Linked DNA regions of Homo sapiens: region 1 is linked to region 2. Evidence: read pairs that join two places in POLR2A ChIA-PET (ENCODE). Cell type or tissue: OCI-LY7. All regions are shown on one strand.

What was found. Peaks named below come from ENCODE experiments on the same cell type or tissue, not always from the same donor. Only the 100,000 strongest peaks of a DNase experiment are listed, where the experiment ranks them.
Region 1: POLR2A ChIA-PET joins it to region 2 with 6 read pairs; 4 of 35 experiments call an interaction of 5 or more read pairs at or near these places.

Annotation. Positions count from the first base shown.
Region 1 is chr3:56,965,680-56,968,179 of GRCh38, reverse strand. It overlaps a transcript of ARHGEF3 not described here. Among named protein-coding and RNA genes, the nearest start is that of ARHGEF3-AS1, 27 kb to the right of the region's middle. In OCI-LY7, no CTCF peak of the experiment used is centred here; no DNase peak of the experiment used is centred here; H3K4me3 peaks cover 562 bases; H3K27ac peaks cover 1,380 bases.
Region 2 is chr3:56,841,916-56,844,415 of GRCh38, reverse strand. It overlaps a transcript of ARHGEF3 not described here. Among named protein-coding and RNA genes, the nearest start is that of ARHGEF3, 41 kb to the right of the region's middle. In OCI-LY7, no CTCF peak of the experiment used is centred here; no DNase peak of the experiment used is centred here.

The DNA.
Region 1 (2,500 bases), 120 kb before region 2:
TTATATATATTATATAATATATATTTTTATATATATTATATATAAAAATATATGTTTTATATATATTATATACAATATATATTTTATGTATAATAAATATATAATATATTATATATATTATATATATTATATATATTTTATATATATTAAATATATATGTTTTATATTTAAAAATATATATTATATATTTTATATATAAACTATAATATAAAATATATTTTATATATATAATATATAATATATTTTATATTATATATAATATATTATATATAATATATTATTTATATATTATATATTTATATTATATATTATATATGTCATTATATATTATATAATAATATAATTAATATATATTATATTATATAATATATATTATATAATATGTAATATATAATCATATAATATAATATATTATATATAATTGTATATATAATATATATAATTATAGTACCAGTATATATGTTATATATAATATAATGTTTATTATGTTATATATAATATAATAAGTATTATATATAATAGCTATTTTATATATTATATAATATATATTATATAATATATATTATGTAACATATATAATATATAATTAAATATATTATGTATAATATATATTATATATTATATAATGTACATAATATGTAATATATTATACATATAATATATTATATTATATATTATGTAATATATTTAATATATTATATAATATATTATATAATATATAATATGTATAATATATAATATATTATATAATATATAATATGTATAATATATAATATATTATATAATATATAATATGTATAATATATAATATATAATATAATATTATATAATATATGATATGTACAATATATAATATATAATATATAATATATAATATATAATTTGTATAATATATAATATAATATTATTATATATAAGTATGTATATACTATATATATATGACTAATAGAAAACTTAAATTACATATGTGGTTCACATGATATTTCAATTGAATAATGCTGTATTTAAAAAAAAAAAGGCTGGGCGCGGTGGCTCATGCCTGTAATCCCAGCACTTTCGGAGGCCGAGGCAGGCAGATCACTTGAGGTCGGGAGTTCGAGACCAACCTGACCAACATGGAGAAATCCTGTCTCTACTAAAAATACAAAATTAGCCGGGCATGGTGGCGCATGCCTGTAATCCTAGCTAGTCAGGAGGCTGAGGTAGGAGAATCACTTGAACCCAGGAGGTGGAGGTTGCAGTGAGCAGAGATTGCGCTATTGCACTCCAGCCTGGGCAGCAAGAGTGAAACTCTGTCTCAATAAAAAATAATAATAATAATAATAATAATTAAAAAAAAAAAGGCTGACAGAGGGTGGAGAATGGTTGAGAAGAGTTTCAGTGGACACCTATGACTCCCTTGCCTTCAGAATCTTGAAAGTGTCCCTGAGACAGGCCACACAGGGTCTGGATGTCTGCAGTAGCCTCCAGCTTATCTCTGCTTTCACTCTGAACCCCTGACTCTCTTTTCCCCTCCCTTGCCAGGGATATCTTTCTAAAAGGCAAATCTCATCATGTCACTCCATGCTTCAGTGGAACCCCATCACCCTATGGCCAAATCCCTGACTCTGCTTCCCTGTCCAGCCTTGCCCACCTATCCAGCCTCATCTCATGCCTTTCTGCCTCCTTCCCCACCAGCTAATATATGTTATTATAATCTGCATTATGTTCATTATATGCAATAAATCCACAATATATTTTCATAGTAAAAGACTAAGAAATACATAATATAAAGGATAATGTCCACATTTATGCTGTCTAAATACCACCCCAGCTATGTAATCAGTCACTGTCAACAGTTGGGCTGTGCCCTTCCAGGGCCCTCATCCTACATATACAGACCTAATTCTGTATCTTTGTATAGCATTCATCTCTGTACCCACTATACATCCAACATTTAGTCATATTTGCTTCAGATTTTGTGTGCTCCAACCCAGGCCCTATACCTTCCCTCTCTCCCTGGAGGTAATCATTCCTCTCCGGTTGAAATAGTCTTAACATCTGGAGTTTTTACATTTTTATTACATATATATGACTATAAACAATAGAGTAGTATTTTGTGTGTTTCTAAATAATATATCATATCATATCATGTATATCTCCTATAACTTGGATTTTCATTTTTTTCTTTTTTTGAGCTTTTTTATTACCATATAGTTCTATATGATCTTCCACTATAAAAATGAATGTAGTGGCCAGGCGCAGTGGCTCACACCTGTAATCCCAGCACTTTGGGAGGCCGAGCCAGGTGGATCATGAGGTCAGGAGATTGAGACCATCCTGGCTAACACGGTGAAACCACATCTCTAATAAAAATACAAAAAATTAGCCAAGCGTGGTGGCAGGTGCCAGTAGTCCCAGCTACTCAGGAGGCTGAGGCAAGAGAATGGTGTGAACCCGGAAGGCAGAGGTTGCAGTGAGCCGAGATTGTGCCACTGCACTCCAGCCTGGGCGACAGAGC
Region 2 (2,500 bases):
CAATATGCTTAGTTTTCAGGTAGCAATTTCAAGCATTCTGTTTATTAGTTTAACAATAAGTCATAAGAAAAGAAGCTTAACAGTTCTTAGAAAAGCTAATCCTGGCACCATGATGGATTTACCTTGAGCATATCTTTCTGTCTCAATTTCCCTACCTATAAATCCACAGGGTGCAGTATCCATACTAACAAGATATTCCAAAGGGAAATAATAATTTTTGAGCATAAACTGAAAATCCTACATAATAGAAACATATTTGTATTCTGCACTGTCGAGCAGAACTTTGCCACGCAGCTTTAAATAATTTGTCATGCACTAAAGTGCCAGGTACTCTGCTTGTTCTTAATTTCCTTTTCTTACAGAATCTTGCCAGTGACCTGGAAAGGTAGATATTATTCTCTTCATTTTGCAATTGATGAGTCTGAGATTCATGGATGTTTAATGAGTCCAAGGCCATACAGTTGTGAGTCACAATTCTGCCTGATTTTATGTCCTGTTAACCTGCCGTTGCACTGGGAATTACAGAACTAATGCCAATCCCTCCCTCAAATTGCCATTCATGTATTACTTTTCCTGAAATTAGTGGCAGTTTTCTAGAAATCAGAAGGGGCAGAAAGTAAAGGGAATCTTCTTCTTATATATCATTGCTCTCTGAGAAAAAGTATTATAGAAAAGCCAAAGGTCAAATTGCATGATATTTTCACTTTACAATATAAAAAACATCTACACTATGGAATACATGGAATATAACGCAGCATTAAGAAAAAGAAAAGGAAAGAAAGATGGTGAAAGATGAAAAGATTGCCAAGGCATACTGTTAGATTTCTTTTTTCAAGTTACAGAAATTTGGGCTGGGCATGGTGGCTCACACCTGTGATCCTAGCACTTTGGGAGGCCAAGGCAGGTAGATCACTTGAGTCCAGGAGTTTGAGACCAGCCTGGGCCACATGGTGAAACCCTTTCTCTATAAAAAAAAAAAAATTACAAAAGTCATCCAGGCATGGTGGCACATACCTGTAGTCCCAGCTACCTGGGAGCTGAGGCAGGGGGATCGTTTGAGCCCAGGATGCAGAGGTTGCAGTGAGCCAAGATCATGCCCTTGTACTCTAGCCTGGGAGACAGAGTGAGACCCTGTCTTAGAAAAATAAAAAATAAAAATGGAGTTACAGAAATTTAAGTATGATATCATTTGTGTGCTAAGCTAAGCCACCACAGAACAATTCTGCTTATTTTTCAAAGATACATCCATGCATAGAAAGCAGTCTGAAAGGATAACACCCTAAATTCATTAAATTGATTCTGAGTTAAAACCCTAAACTGGTTCTCTCTGAGGAGGGGGCCTGGTGGCTCCAGTGGCAGTCTAACATTTAATATTTAAAGTTTTTACAAGGAGAAATAATTCATGTGTTACTTGTATAACTAGAAGTTTGAGGGTTTTTTTAAGTAAAATATTGAACACAAAGTCAGCCAACTGGTGGCATGACTAGCCACGGTCAAAAGTTGGAGCTATTTGTAAGTCATTTTGACAATAAAGAAAAGGATGAACTAAAAATACTATGTCACCAAGATGGCTTTTTCCTCCAGAGATTTCTGTGTCAGCTGGGGCTTTGATGTCTGGCCATTATCTGAATGGGGCGCCTGCTCAGGGATCAGCTATGACCACCCTAGGGAGAGTTCCGTGATGAGCCATCTTGGGGACAGAAGGATGAGTGAGCAGCTCTGCTTCCTTCCAGACATCTCTGCTCTTCACCATTTTGTCTTAGCTTAGGTAATCTTCCAGGGCTACATGATTGTAGGGGGCAGGGGAAAAGATGAGGGAGTTAAATGATGGAGAAGAGAAGGGTACCAGAAGAAACTCTTCTTTGAAGTTAAAAGCATTGGTTTCTAGACATCTGCTAGGGATCATTTAATATCCAGGCTGATTAATTCAGCTGGGAAGCAGTCTATAGAAGCTAGTATGGATTCCATTCCTTGGTGAGTCAAATCACTTATTTCTTAGAAGAAATGGCATTAGAGCTTAACTGTTTTTCTAGCTCTTGCAAAGCATGTAATTGATGCAAAATTAGCTAGGTCCCAAGCAATAAGATCCAAGAAAGATCTGCTAGCTGGACAATTTTTTCTAATCCACATTAAAATAAAGACATATATAACTGTTAAAATAAAAATGTATTTATACACATGCATCTTACAATCCCACATTTGACTGGTGATGCATGGGCCATGCTTGGGGAAACACTGCAAGAGATGTGATTAGCCTGGGCGTTGGGGAGGAACTGAGTTCAAATTTTGCCTCCATAACTAACTTGGTAACCGAGAACTTAACCTTCTTAGCCTTCATTTTCTCATCTCAGGGTGGACTTACTAGTAGTTCCTACTTCATATGGCATTTTTCAGAATTACTTAAGCTAGTGTCTATAAAGGATAATGTGTAGTACCTACAAAATGTTAGTAAAAGAAAAAAAGATCTTTTGCAAATAATAAAACAAATGCCAAGACCTTG